Linked DNA regions of Homo sapiens: region 2 is linked to region 1. The links are chromatin loops, found by intact Hi-C in ENCODE. Cell type or tissue: sigmoid colon. All regions are shown on one strand.

The links. Hi-C counts contacts between places; a loop is a spot of excess contacts. Peaks named below come from ENCODE experiments on the same cell type or tissue, not always from the same donor. Only the 100,000 strongest peaks of a DNase experiment are listed, where the experiment ranks them.
Region 2: a loop joins it to region 1, with 8 times the contacts of the local background. A loop is called at or near these places in 2 of 110 quality-filtered maps.

Annotation. Positions count from the first base shown.
Region 1 is chr12:64,176,929-64,184,928 of GRCh38, forward strand. No RefSeq gene overlaps it. Among named protein-coding and RNA genes, the nearest start is that of KICS2, 41 kb to the right of the region's middle. RefSeq lists an enhancer at 4,225-5,424. In sigmoid colon, a CTCF peak has its summit at 4,971 (motif pointing left); a DNase peak (open chromatin) is centred at 4,933; H3K27ac peaks cover 435 bases.
Region 2 is chr12:63,665,244-63,673,243 of GRCh38, forward strand. DPY19L2 (dpy-19 like 2) reads right to left here and starts at 3,250. Exons shown (of 22, transcript NM_173812.5): 1 at 2,814-3,250; 2 at 592-616. The coding sequence starts at 3,150. RefSeq lists enhancers at 3,147-3,206, 3,656-4,157, 4,158-4,657. In sigmoid colon, CTCF peaks have their summits at 7,531 (motif pointing right) and 7,730; DNase peaks (open chromatin) are centred at 2,958 and 3,348; H3K4me3 peaks cover 2,200 bases.

The DNA.
Region 1 (8,000 bases):
CACCTGCTAGGTAGCACTCATCTAAATGCTCAAGATACATAGTGACAGACAAGGCCTGCCCTTGTGGAGTTAACGTTCACATTTTACAAGAGAGTGGGAAAATGGCAATAGTTCATATCCAAGAATAGAACTATTTTGTGTGGAATGATAGAAATTATGGGGTACTCCAACCCTGAGCATTCCTTGGCACGGCCACTGGTGTTTGTTATGCCCCAGCCACTGTGCAAAGGCTGGAAATGCAAAGGTCAGCAGAAACGGGCTTAGCCCTTGGCCTCAGGAAGTTTATAGAACAGAAAGGAAGGGAGTTACTCAGAAGTAAATGGTCAACCACTTACAATGGTGATCAGGGCTCCGAAGGAAAGGAACCGAAGAGCCCTTCGCTAAAGGAGACTGAGCAGGGCTGGGCAGAAACAGGGCTAGGGTGCCCGAGGAAGTGATGACTGAGATGAGGCCTGAGGGATGCAGGGATAAAGGGTGACATAAGATAGAGGGTGAAGAAAAGCATGCAAGACACAGGGAACAGCATGGGCTGCTCCTGGGACCCAAACAGAGCCAGGGAAGAACGCATGCGAGGAGCCTGGGGAAGGAGCCGGGCTCCACATGCAAGCAGCGGTATTTATTAAAAATAAATCCTTAGATCTCGAAGCCATGTACTAAGTCAAAATGTGCTCCCTAATCAATTTAATATGATTTTAGTTTGAATCTATACATGGAAAACAATGTTTTTGTTTGTGGTTGAAGATGATAATAAAGGGGATATGGTTTGGTTTGAGATTAGAATAAAGAGGATTTCAGCGCAACAATTTTTGAGCACCACTTACATACCAACACTAAGTGTAAAAAGACAAAAGACCCAGTACCTGTTCCTTACAGCTTACTCATACACACAGAACTATATGCAAATCCATCTAGAAAACCCAGAAAGTGACAAGGGAGAGAGAGGTATGTGCATGGGACAACCTTCACCTGAACGTTTGCATCTAGACTAGCCCAGGAGAAACGGTAGCTACCATTGTTAGCCCACCGCCTTAGGGAAAAAGGCATTCAACGTATCAGCTGAATTACCCCATAGGGTACCACTGTGAAGATCAGAGTTTTATTTGAAGATCTACTCTGAACCTCCAGAGAAAATTCCATTTCTCCCTCCTAGGAAAGAATTCAGTAACAGTAGTTTCTTATCTAGCCACAGTACCAGGATAAATTCACTTTAAATGCATGTATGAGAATAGAAACATGCACAGCTAGCACCAAGAGAACATATGTAACCCATGAGAAATGACTAAAAGTTTAGAATATGCCTCATAGGGGGAAAAATTCAATAGCTACCAAAATGAGTCTTTCTACACAGCTAGAACAGAGTCCAAGCAAAACCCTCTGACCCAAGATAAGGAATCCCACAGGCAGAATGACTAATACTAACAGATGTATTTGGTCTCTTCAAAGCCATTTAGAAATGAAAAGCACTACATCCAAATGTTTATCATCACTGTTAATAATTGCTATTTTTGCCTCTATATTCACGATCTAAACTTGACAGAGTAACTCAGATCACACAATTCATACAAGTACAGCAAGATAGAGACAGAAGACCTGAATGGAAATCTCAGAGCATGCTTCCACTTCACAAAGGCATAGTCTCTGTCAGATAAACAAGATTTAAAGTATGGGAAGCAACAATACCACAGATAAAATTGCTACCTGGCAAGGGAGAACACCTTACTGTGGATCTGTTTGTAGAGTCTCAGAATTTTCTATCTGGAAGGAAACCTACAGGCCCCTATAGACCAACCTTCAGCATAATTGCTAACCTAGTCATTGGATTAAAAAAAGGAAAGGAGGGGAAAAGGGACAGAAAGGGGAAGAAAGGGAGAGACGAAGAGAAGAAAAAAAAAGGGAAGGGGGAGAAGGAAGAAAAAAATCAAGTGAATGAAACAGTACAGGGATGAAATCATAATCCTGCAGCTCAACGCTTACTTAGTTCTCTGTCTCCTCCCAGGTTGACTCCAAACGATTGATATTCACTAGTTAGGAGGTCTGATCAGGTATAGATAAGCTGTGCCATACAAAGGCCCCAGTGGGCTTATCCTGTCTTTAAAAATAACTCCAAAGTACTGCATCAAAGCCTTTGCAGAAAATCCATATGCACTCCCAGGGCTCTGACCCATAAAACATTCTTACCAGGGACCTGGATGAGGCCATATACTGTGCGATGACCATGGGCCAATGGAAATCTTTTGAAAACTTGCTGGAAGGTCCACTGTGTAACCTACTTTGTTGTTTTTTAATCTGGATAAAGGACATTTCAGCCCGTAGCACCCAGGAAGGGTATTATGTGAATAAATGAGGTGTTCTCTTTCATGACTAATTTCTGTGCTTCTAGATAAATTTCCCTAATGAGGAGTTCTCTATTGAAATTTTCCTTCTTCCCTTCCTTAGTCCCTCTTCTCTCCCACAAATTGTAAGACATGTTTCATACCCTAGAAAAGCTCACAGTCTAATGAGTGAGAGAAGACATTTATTCCTTCATGGAGGTCTGAAATATCATAGCATTTCCAGTAGTACAAATAGTTTAGAAGGCTCAAGTCCAAGTCGAGAATAGACACATCTTACTCCAGCGAACAAGGCAGAAAGTTAAATGCCATGAGAGTGGGATGAACAATTGGGACAGGGTCCTTGAAGGAGAAGAAATTACTTCCAATAGGGGATATAGGGGAAAACTTAATACAAAAGGTGGCCTTTCCCTGGGTCTTTTAGGAGGCATAGGGTTTTGGCAGGTAAAGATGGCAAGAGGTGATGATCTATCCTAGATCAGAGGTTTTCTTTCTCTTTTTTTTTTTTTTTTTTTTTTTTTTTGAGATGGAGTCTTGCTCTTGTCACCCAGGCTGGAGTGCAGTGGTGTGATCTCGGCTCTGCAACCTCTGCCTCCTGGGTTCAAATGATTCTCCTGCTTCAGCCTCCCGAGTAGCTGGGATTACAGGCACCTGCCACCACACCCGGCTAATTTTTTGTATTTTTAGTAGTTGCATTTTAGTGGTTTCACCATGTTGGGCAGGCTGGTCTCGAACTCCTGACCTCAGGAGTTCTGCCCACCTCAGCCTCCCAAAGTGCTGGGATTACAGGTGTGTGCCACTGCGCCTGGCAGATTGGAGGTTTTCAAACTGCAATCCCTGGTCCTGCAGCATCAGCAACACTTAGAAATACAAAAGCCAGGGTCTTACCCTTGACCTGCTGAATCAGAAATGAGGCTTAGCATGCTTTGTTTAGCATCCCAGTGATTCTGATTCATACTTTATTGGAGAATCAATAATCTAGATTTAAGATCCTTAGCCTGGGGTCTGTGAATGTGGATAGGAAAAAAATACATCTTTATTTTCCCTAATGTCTAACTGAAATTTAGCATTTCCTTCCATTACAGATGTAGGCCATAAATTGCCACGATAATTATTAGGACCAATGCCATATCATGTTATTAAATGTATTAATAAAGAAGAATGCATACAACATAGCAGATTTTTAAAGATTTTTATAACTGTATTTCAATATAATTGGTTTCTTTGTAATTTCGTGTATCATTTTATACATTAAAAACATTGTGAGAAAGTGTATGCTTTGCAGGCTGCCAATGAAATCTCATCTTTTATCATACCAAAAATGTGAAGAACCCCTAGTCTAGAAGGATTCCAGACAAAGAAAACTCGGAGCAAAGGCAAGAAAATACATGGCCAGCCAAGTATTCCATTTTGCGTAAAACTGAGGTAAAGCAAGGAAATGCCGGAAGAGAAAAAAGAAAAGGCTGAACCTGATTGTCAGAACTGGACTTCTTCCAGCAGACTCTGGGGAGCTACTTAATCAGGACTTTTTAAAAAGAGGGAGCAAGAGGCAGAGCCAACGAGACACAACCAGCTCAGGGTTTTCAAAGAATTCCCTAGCAAAGGTAAGAAGGAAGGCCTGGAATAGAAAGAAACAGAAGGTGAGAGACCAAGCAGGAGATGAGATTTCTAATCCAGGCTTATCTAATAGCCCAAAGTGAAGAAAGAACTGACTATGAAAATGGGACGAATATGAGAGTGCTGTGAAAATTCAGCAGTGACTAAAACAGAAGAATCAAACATGACTCCAAAGTCTGAAGAGAAGGCGACTGGGACAAGAGTCATACTAAGAAAGAATTAAGGATGCCAAGTGGAGCAAGTCTGGCAAAGGAAAGTGCTGAGTTGCCTACAGGATATCCGGGTGAAAACATCCAGCAGTTATTTATCCGCCTGGGACAGTACTGACCTTTAAGACTTACTGTATCTCCTGAATAGCCTATTTGGACTTCATCAAGAGCTTTTCCCAAACAGGGATTTTTATCTTGCGGGCCCATGGACTCATGGGGAGTCCCATGAACCTCCCAAATTATTAAAGAAAATTTTATTTGTGTTCATGGACATTTGGGGAGAGGTATGTACTTTCATTACAAACTCAAGGAGCACGAAACTCCCTTTTCCCTCACAAAAATGTTAATACTCTCCATTCATCCTTCTAAACACTCCAAGCAAGGTAAGCCCTCTTGTCTGAAAATTTGGGGAGGGAGCATGAGTCTCAGAACAAACAGAAAATGCCTCAGGAACAAAGCAGCAGCAGCAGTTACAGTCATGCGTGGATGGTTCTGAGTCAGGAGAAGCTCACTGCACAGTCACCAGATGAGGAAGGCATTTGGAATGTCTTGGTTAAAACTCACTGGAAATGACAGAAGAGTTTCTGACTCATTTCTTGAACCAATTCTTGCCTGAATACCTGTCTCTACAAGAGCAGTCATTAATGCCCCAACCTTAAACAGTAAAAATTGTCATTTTTATAAACATCATACTGCTCAACTTCCCACTGTCCAAAGAAGCTGAGCTGCACGGGTTGTCCCAGGATGGAAAAGAAGCCACAGCCAAGAAGCTGTGTCTTGCTTTAGTGTTGCCATCTACTGGCTGGTGCTCACTGACTCTCATTCCCAATCTTTTCACTGCCAAAGGAAAGATTTTGCAATTAGGCTGCTTTTTTTATCCAGAGCCTCTCTAGACAGTTCAGTCCCCAAGAGGTCAAAAAAAAAAAGTTTTTTTTAACAGAAACCTACCAGCTCCAAAAAAAAAGTAAGGCAAGACCAAATGTCAACAATGTTACTAGGAAGCTTCAGCACTGACTAACAGAGTTTATGGTGAATGCTCCCTAAATGTTAGCCCCACATAATTAAGACAAAAGATGCTTTTAATGTGTTGTATATGAAGTGATTATGAATAAGCAGAGGTTTGTGCCCACAGAATGGAATAGGGATATAACAGCATTGAAAATTGTTATTGTTGTTGTTGTTTCGTTAAAAGTAATTCTCTTTGCTAGGCTGTGTGTAGAAAGTGGTTATCCTGGTAAGCTTAATAAACATAGTGCCGGGGATTCTGGCTGAATAGCTGAGAGTTAGAATTGAATGGGTTCTCACATACCCCATGGAGGCAGGAAGCAAGGACCAGGTTCCCCAAGTGAGGACTTTGTTGCTCTTATTGAACTACAATGAAAGGGTCTTGTACACTTACTTCATAAGCCCATGGCACTGACCAGAACAGCAAAGATTCTTTATTTCCGAATGCCATAGTAACTCTTTTCACTATTCTTTCGTGTGTGTGTGACAGTACTCACTCTGTCACTCAGGCTGGAGTGGCATGATCTTGGCTCATAGCAGCCTCCATCTACCAGGCTTAGGTGATCCTCCCACCTCAGCCTCCTGACTAGCTGGAACTTACAGGCACATGCCACCACACCCAGCAAAATTTTTTTTCTTGTATTTTTTGTAGAGATGGGGTCTCACCGTGTTGTCCAGACTGGTCTCAAACTCCTGGGCTGAAGTGATCTGCCACCCTCAGCCTTCCAAAGTGCTGGGATTACAGGCATGAGCCATGCCTGGCCTCTCTTCACTCTTCTTGTGTTCACTTCCTCCTTCCCTGGTTTTTTGTTTTTATTACTTTTCTTCCTTTCCTCTTTATGAACTGTCTAACCCCACATCTACCTTCCACCTCATCATACTGGCACAAACTAAGAGCTAAAAGGAAAAGAGAGTTGCACTTAATTCTCCTCATTCATATGCTTTTCCCTTCTTTTCCTTTTTGCTTTTTAATCCAGCAAAGCACCTTATCTTTCACTCACGTTCACATTAAAATTTAGAAGACTGATCATGTTTGGCCTTTCCGTCCAATATCACCTTCCTATAAAATCAATACATATGGGTGATAAACGTAAGTCACAACCACCATCTTATGCATCAGCAAGCCCGCAGCACGTAATACAATTAAAGACTTTTTTGTTGATTAATGAAAGGAGAGGTTGCTAATCCTTTCCTCCTATAACTTAAGGAACAGAAGGAGGAAGAAAGAATATAGTGCCCTTAGATGTCAATTGTCCCTCCTCCCTCCTTTGCGGTCAGGACCCCTCAAAAAAAAAAAATTCGCTCAAGGAGTTATTGAAGGTTTCAAAGAGGAGAGAGGAGAGGTTTACATTGTAACCTCACAACTGACACCCTGAGAGACCTCCCCCTATGCATTCTCCACCTGCTTTGCTGTAGTGCATCTAAGGGTCTATTTAATTCTACTAGGCTGAGTTGAGCCTCTTGGCTCCTCTCTCTATCACACCCAGCCATCTCTTCCCCCTGAACCATATTCTTTCTCCAGGGAAGGAAAAATGAAAGCCTTGCAGGTAATAAGGCCAATCCTACTCCAAGTATCTCCTCAAAGTATTTTCTCTAAACATTTAATACTTTCCCTAAGAATTTTCTTACCAGCTGTTAAGTAGTTGACATTTTTTCAATATTGTTACAATTCCCACCTGTAAAGTTTGATAAATCTATACGATTTTTTTTTAAAGCTAGATATCTCTTCAGGTGCTGGTGGTCCCCCTTCCTTGGAAGTTAATTCCCTGAGGACAGAGACAAAAAACTTATCTTCCTCTCCTCAATGTCATTCATCCATCCTTTTAAAATCAAGCAAGACTATAGGGGCTCAACTTTAATAACATAAAACATTATTGCTCCTGGAGATCTGTGTTGGTTTTCAAACTAAAAATGACATTTAATAAATACTATAAGAAGCACTTTCTCAAGCTTTCCAAGGACAACTATACTTGCTAGACTAGATAGTTACATTCACAAAAACTGGCCTTGTTATTAAAAAACATAGTAGGAAAAAATATGCAAATAAGTCACTTTGTCTGTATAAATGGTTTACTGTGGAACTGAATGATTCCACATCAACTTAGCCGTATATAATTTGGTCAAAAACTTTAACTGGAATGTCCAGGCCTTGGCCAATGGGAGCTTAAAATGAGGTCACATTTATTTGCTAATATCCATTAGGAAAATGTCAACTCCCCATTCTGCTTAATTACAGGAATTCCAGGCTCTTGACAAATTCCTCTGCTTACTATTTCTGGAAATCAGGACTCCAATCCAGTTGTCTGCTGCCTCCGCCACTCATCTGCCTCCTGACCACATTCCCTGTACACAGGCTGACAGGGGCTCTGTGGCATACCACCTTTGGCAATTCCTGGACTCAACCTTCCTCCTGCTACTGCTGCCCTCCCCTAAAAGAAGGCAGAAAACCCTCTTTTAATTCTTTGATCACATTGCTCAGCCCATCCACAACTTTTAGCAAAAACTTCTTGGAAAGTTCAGGAAAATAGAAGGGGGCATTATGGCATCAATATCTCAAAGCTGTACTGTATGTGGTGATTCCCAGAGAACAGCAGTTCAGATGTACCTCATGTCCCTTCAAGCTGGGATTCTACTGAGATATGGAAATATTATTCAAAAGATATGAGAATAGAGATCATTTTAAGAAAATCAATTTTTAGGAAATCAATTTCAGATTCCTCAACTTCCATATGAACTCTCTCCTAAGAACCTGTGAAAGTGCTTTTAGTAAACTAAGCTTTTTCTACCTTCTCCTTTAATAACTGCCTTTCTCTTACCAAAAAATAAACTTACCTCTCAC
Region 2 (8,000 bases), 510 kb before region 1:
GGTGGATCATTTGAGGCCAGGAGCTTGACACCAGTCTGGCCAACATGGTGAAACCTCGTCTCCACCAAAAATACAACAAATTGGCTGGGTGTGATGGTGCACACCTGTAATCCCAGCTACTTGGAAGGCTGAGGCATGAGGATCACTGGTGCCTGGGAGGCAGAGGTTGCAGTGAGTCAAGATCACGCCACTGCACTCTAGCCTGGGAGACAGAGCAAGACTCTGTCTCAAAAAAAAAAAAAAAGTTATTTCACTAGCAACATATAATTACCATAAAATAAAGGAAGGTTTTAAATGAACTACACATACAAAATACACTAGAAAAGCTAGATATTTAAAGAAACGTGTGGTGAATTATTTGGTAAAGCAAAAATATTTTAATTCATAAGTGACTATTCCCCTAATGCATCTATTTTGTAAATGCTGTTTCACATATGAGGTTTGTAAAAAAGCAAAATACATGTATAAATTGGTGCACATAAAGATGTTCTACAAATATAGCCAGAAGTTATTGTTTTACTGTATGCAAAGAGTGATGGCAATTTTTAATTCAAATGTTTTTAAATATTTCAAACTGAAACTAAATCTTACCAATGTAAAATTGCCACAAAGACAGCTGGAATAAAGAAAAAAAGGAAAGTCATTAATAGCTGCTTTATTATAAAATACCATTAAAACAAGTATTTCAAATGTATTATTTTACATGTCTAGAAAGATAGCACACAAAGCAAGACGGCCAGCTAATCCTGTCTCTAAGAGCATAGGAAAAAATCCAGGACACAAAGCAAATTCTGAACAGAGCTTACCTCTCTGCAGCAGGGCTTGACAAGCAAAGGGAGAAACTTGAGAGGGTTTTTTTACTTCAGGTAATTGGTAAGAGTGATGGAATTATGGATGATTGTGACCTTTTTTGATTTTTTTCAGTATTATTTTCTATTCCTTTATATGAAATTTTTAAAAGAAGTAAGTATATACAGTATGCTTCAGGTAGTTCTAACCAAGACGAACCACTCTAGATCAGTTTCTCTAGCATTCATCAGAAGATGATTAAATGCAGGCAATCACTTCCTCAGCAGCACATCTAAAAGCCCCAATGTGCAGCTCAACCCTTGATGAATTGCAAGCTCTTTCCAAGAGCCCAGACCTAGGAGCTACTAGATGGCCTAGGAGACTAGTCTGGAGTCACCTGTGCCAACGCCCCATGTATACATAAGACTTCACCTGGGAGCTAGGAGACACTGCTCTGGGTATGGAGCTTTTACAGGAGCTGCAAACGCAGCCTGTGCCCGTTTGGTTGGGGAACTGCTTGTTTTCAATTCCTCTGGAGAGAGAAGAGTGGGTAATAGAACAAGTTAAAACACCACAAACTTTGCTTTTCTTATAGAGGTTCAGCATCTTTTCTTGAATTAATGTCCTTTAGATTGTTGTAAACCTTTGGTTAATTTCCAAAGTTTTGAAGAAAATGATTTTGATAATTTTCCAAGTATTTTCATTGTCGTCATGGAGGAGTGCATTTCCTTGGCTATTCCAGAAGTCCCACCTCCCTTCTGAGATTTTATAATGGTATTTCTTATGGTTATCCTAAATATACTTGGCAAGTCATCTTATAAACCACCAATAATAGCCTCTTAAAAACTCAAAAATTACTTCACTTGGCTAACAACATAAATGCAAATTAATTCAATAATTATTGAAGAAATTAAATTTTTAAAAATTAAAAAATTGCAGTGTTGAAATTCTCAACCATGCTTATCCAGATCTTTTCCTATATTACTAACTGTCCTGGGCTTATCTTAAATACTTCTCGGAAGATTTACTTGTTTTATACCAGGATAGGCAAAGTATGGCCCATGGTGCATTTTTGGACTGTATGCAAGCACGGTTGCTATAATTTTTAAAAGGTTGAAAACTTTAAATGGTTGTAAAGATGCTCATTAACTGTTTATTAGGCTTCATTAATTTTAAAATATACAGAGACTATCCTGTTCAACTATATTTGTATCCTATTTCTAATTCTCCCAACAATTATATACACTGGCAAAAACTCTTCAGATGATATATAAGGAAAAGGTCAAATATACTACCAAATTCATCCAGCTTTCCAAAGATGCTCAAAATCTTTCTGTGTCTCTCACTCCCTCCCTTAACCCACATACCACATCTGAAAAAAAATGATATGGTGTAACGATGCCAGTATTCTAAATGCTTGAAGGGCTTATCACATGCCCTTTCCAAGCTGTGACAGAAGAATGTCCCCTGGACCACGGCATCCTATCAATCTCACCTCTGAAGGTGACCCAGCCTCATACTTCACTGAAACAAAGACCATTAGACACCAACACTCCCAACTTCTTTTATTTCCACTTTAACATTTCTCCATATAGTAATCCTCACTTTTCTACTCCCTGCCATCTCAGAAAAGGAATTCTCTCTCCTCTTTTCCACAGTTAGCTTCTCAAATTTGTACCTTTAATTCTACCCCTCCCAAATATTGCAAGACTTGCTCCACTAATTATTTCCTCTCTTGGAATCTTAATCTCATCATCTTCTCTTGATCCTTCCCCTCAGCCTTTAAAACTCCTAGACCTTAAAACACTCTCTGCGATCTGACAGCCCTTCAAACCAATATACTCCCTATCTCTCTCTCTCCCCTGGTTCAATGACAAGATCTTTGGCCAACTTCTTTCTACTCGGACCTTGCTATTATTTCCTACTAGGCACCCACAAACCCTTGCTTGTTAAACTGATCTCCTTCAAGACTCAAGAAAAGCGCCATGCGGCTCCCTCCTAGGGCTCTCCTGCCCTCTCCTCACCGATGCCGAGAGTGGTTCTGCTGGAGAACCGCCGCGCCTGCAGTTCCTGCACCTTTTCCCGGAGCTGCGCCAGGGAATTACGGACGAACTGGAAGGGGCCGAGAAGAAAGGTCTTGGCCACCACCTCTAGCTCCAAGCCTTTTCGCTCTTTCAGACTTTGGATCCTCCCCGGGGAGGACCTCCAGGAGCCCCTTGGCAGTTTCCCGCCGCCTAGGGCCGACTTTTCCATCTCCTCCTCTACCTCCGGCTCCCGGGCGAGGGAGGCCCCGCGCCGCCCCTTAGACTGGCTGCGGCCGGAAGATTGCAGCCGCTTTGAGCTTACTCCTTGTTTTCTCATAATCAAGGAGTATGGTGGAGCTGGGTCAATTTCAGGCACAGCCCAGCCGAGTCAGGCGAGGTCCAGAGAGACCTGACTCGCCTGGCAGCCTCAACGGACTTGTCCCCGCAGCCGTTGCGGACCTCCCGGTCGTCATGGCGACTGTGAAATGTGGGGTGGGGCGCATGCGTTGGAAGCCATTCGCGCGGGCAGTCCCTGAGTGTCCCCTCACGTGCTCCCCAGCGCGAGCAGCACCCCCGCCTCTGCGCTTCCCAGAGCGTGCAGCTTCCGGTGAGGGCAGCCCCACGCACAGCCCCCCACACCCTCCCCAGCGCCTGCAGCCTCCGGTGCGCGCAGGCCCCAAGCCCACATGCGCAGTCCTCACCTTGCGCGCAGCCCCATGTACAGCCCCGGACGGGCTCCCAGCCCCACTGGCGCAGAACCCATCACCGCTTGCCCTTCACGCGCTTCATTGGGAGTGCAGCCCCCACCCCGAGCGCGCAGCTCCACGCAGCCTCTCCACACTCTCCCCAGCGCCTGCAGCACCCCCAGTGCGCACAGCTCTGCCAGTCGCTTCCCCGGGCGCCGCCCCTGCACCACTTCGGCCCATAACCTTGCGGCGACTGTCTGAAGAACTTCCCGTGGTTTCATTCTTTTCTTCGGGTTTAGTCTTAGCTGTGACATTTTAACCAAAAGATTACACGTTAATTAACGAGGTATTAAAGGGAAAGATCTCAGCTGAAAGAAATGACTGTAGGAAGTGTGTCAGGGAAGCCAACGGAACCGCCGGCCCGCCGGCGGTGCGCCCGGCATTAGGAACGTCTCTACTCCCCTACGATCGCTGAGGTATCGGACAGTCAGTGCCCGTTGCCAACGCAGAGGGAACGGGCCGAGACTGCGGGCAACAAGTGGCAGAGCCGGCGTGAGTCCGGTGGGTCTGATCCCAGAGCCTCAGGTTGACGCCACTTCCTTGGCACGGGACAGCGTTTACTGAATCTTAGAGCAAAATGCTTTTCCAATAAGGTTCCTCAGAAGTCATCAGCCCTAGGAGCGGTGTGCTCAAGCGCTTTCAGCACCAGCCAGGACCAACTAAGAGGGGAGCGCTTAGCTCCCAGTCACCGCACAGCCCTACAAGAGGCCAAAGCGGCTGGCACAGATGCACTGGGGCCACTGACATTTTCCATGTCCTCTGTCACGGGCCACATGCTGGAGCCCACACCGCTTCACTTCCCATCTGTTTGATGATGGATCACATTGAACTCCCATACCCTAACTGACCAATCTAAAGCCTGGCTCATTGTGGCCAGGTTAATTTTTCCTGATGCAACACAGCACAAAAATGTTCGTGGCCCACAAATCAAGTCCTAGGCTTGCTCACCAATGCCTTCAATATTTGCCCAATATACCTTTTCAACTTTAATTTCCCACTTCCTCGGGCACAAAATCTTCCATCTCAGTCATTTCAGGTAAAGTCCACAACCTGAGACATCATAACTGCTGAATTCCTTTATTCATGTGGAAAAGCCATCCCTTGGCTTTTGCATCCTTTTCTCCCTGCCCATCTGAATGCTGTCACCTTCCAAGCCCCAGCCCATTTCTCCAGCCCATATTAATTATGCTTTTTCTGAAGGTCTAGAGCACTTAACTGACAGTACTATTTATCTTCTCACTCAGTTAAATTCAGTAAGTGCTACTACTGCTCATTTTTTGTTTTGGGAGATTTTTTTCAAGCAGCATTTCTGCATTCCTGGCATTGTGTTTGGTGCTCAAAATGTTTTCTCACTTAATCATGCAATGACTGTATGCAAATTTTAAAATCAAGCATCAGGATGTAGTTATTTGCCCAAGTTTTAACAGCTAATAAATTCTATCTATCCAATACTGCATTTAAAATACAAAGTATTTACGGTGGTTAAGAAGAATATATTCTTGAATGGCTAGGCAAACTCAAAGCACCTTATTTTAAAATATGACTGTTTTAATGTGTTTTGGAACAATAAGTGAAGTGGAGTGATTGTTTTTCTTTTTGGTCAGTTTGGTTTTTCTGGAGTTTCCAATTGCCTTTTGCATCACTTGGTGTCCTGATGGGATACAAAATGCTCTTACCCATGGTCTAGCCCTTGAAAGTACAAATCTGGTCATTTTTATCATTTAAAAAATTAATCTTTTTATAAGAATGTTCATTGTGCTATTATTTATATCGTTAAAAAATAGAAGTGGCCTCAGTATCAAACACTAAGTTATGAAACATTCATATAGTGAAGCATTACAGCCACTAAAGTCATTTTGCATGGATATTTAATGATATAGGAAAATAGTCATGATATAATGTTAAAGGAAAAAAGAAGCAGGATATATTTTATGATTCATATGTTTAGTAAACACATAAAATTAACTGTGTGCCATGTGCTGCTCTAAATCTTTTACACAGGGGACTCATATAGGAAGATTACCAATGTATGACCTTGAGCTAGTAATTTAGCCACTCTAGGATTAATTTCCTCATCTGAAAAATGAAGACAGTTATATTTGTCTTACTGATGGTATGATTGAATGAATTAATGCTTGTAAAGCATCAAAAACACAGCACATGCTTAAACAAATGTTCCTTTATTATGTTCTAGACCGGCCATCCTATAGTGCAGTAGTGAGGATTTTTAGGTTGGTGCAAAAGTTGTTGCTATTTTTGCCAACACTTCCAATTAATATTTTGCTCACTTGGTTTCTTTGTCATCAAGTGATATGTTAGTAATTATTAAACAGTAATACATGTTTTAGGTTCATTAGTTAACTGAGAGATAGTTGCCTAAATCATTATGTATCTACTCCTACTAAGGAGAGGAGTAGATTTGTGTATAAGAGGGAAATCATGACACTTAGTTTTATGTGCAGTTGAATAGAATCATGGATGTTTTCATGTTTTTACAGCTTCTGTAACAGTGGTCACTTATTTTGACCTCATTATTTTGAATGGTTATTTGAGTCACATTTTAGCTGTATACTAACTAATCACTATAATGACTAATAACTTAAAGCAGTTACGTTGATAATTTAATCTATGATTAATTGACAATTAAAATAGCACATTATAATTAGATAAGATGCAATATATTCTTGCATTATCTTATCATCTTTGAAACAGAGATGTCTCATGATTTAGCTTTTTTATATATATGTTTTTATTATACTTTAAGTTCTAGGGTACACGTGCACAACGTGCAGGTTTGTTACATATGTATACATGTGCCATGTTGGTGTGCTGCACCCATTAACTCATCATTTACATTAGGTATATCTCCCAATGCTATCCCTCCCCACTCCCTCCACCCCACGACAGGCCCCAGTGTGTAATGTTCCCCTTCCTGTGTCCAAGTGTTCTCATTGTTCAATTCCCACCTGTGAGTGAGAACATGCGGTGTTTGATTTTTTGTCCTTGCGATAGTTTGCTGAGAATGCTGGTTTCCAGCTTCATCCATGTCCCTACAAAGGACATGAACTCATCATTTTTTATGGCTGCAGAGTATTCCATGGTGGATATGTGCCACATTTTCTTAATCCAGTCTATCATTGTTGGACATTGGGTTGGTTCCAAGTCTTTGCTATCGTGAATAGTGCCGCAATAAACATACGTGTGCATGTGTCTTTACAGCAGCATGATTTATAATCCTTTGGGTATATACCCAGTAATGGGATGGCTGGGTCAAATGGTATTTCTACTTCTAGATCCCTGAGGAATCGCCACACTGTCTTCCACAATGGTTGAACTAGTTTACAGTCCCACCAACAGTGTAAAAGTGTTCCTATTTCTCCACATCCTCTCCAGCACCTTTTGTTCCCTGACTTTTTAATGATTGCCATTCTAACTGGTGTGAGATGGTATCTCATTGTGGTTTTGATTTGCATTTCTCTAATGGCCAGGGATGATGAGCATTTTTTCATGTGTCTGTTGGCTGCATATGATTTAGCTTTTTTTTTTTCCTCAAGATAGGGTCTCACTGTCACACAGGCTAAAGTGTGATGGTGCTCACTGAAACCTTGAACTCCTGGGCTCAAGGGATCCTCCTGCCTCAGCCTCCTGAGTAGCAAGGACTACAGGTGCAGGCCACCACACACAGCTAATTTGTTTATTTCTGTAGAGATGGGGTATCACTATGTTGCCCAGGCTGGTCTAAAACTCCTAGACTCAAGCACTCCTGCCGCCTCTGCCTCCCAAAGTATTGGGATTACAGGTATGAGCCACTGCACCTGGCTGCAAATTATCTGTCTTACATAGAGATCTCTAATCCGGTTATGGATATCTAAAACTTGCCTCAGTTTTTTCCTTTGTCTTTTAGTAAAACAATTGGGAATTTTAAAAAATGCAATTAAACTATGTAACCAGCAGATGGCAATAATGATCTGTAAATCAAAATTTCAAAAGTTACTTATTAAATTCATTCTTTAAAAAAAATCACTGTTCTTATAATAAATCCATTTACTAAATATGAAATGTAGGAAAATTCCAAATGTAACCCCACATAAAAATTACACTGCATATTTCATATGTCAAAATAATTAAGATATTCATCATGGCCAAGATTTAGTTTTCCAAATAATAATGACTTTGTTTTAATTGATTCAAATAATTTATTAGATTTAAAGTTTTAACTTTGCACAAATACATAGATATAATTTAAGTGGATAGTTAAGTTCCATCTCTAGCCTCCAGGCTAGATAAAGGTAGTTTAGCGAAGGCCATTTTGAAAACATTACAAACTTTTCCAGTTATAATTTGGTAATTTAAAATATGAATTTCACTTTAATTGAAACTTTCTGCATAAAAGATTGGTTTTTATTTGTGCTGTCTCATAATTTCTTATGCATTAAGATAC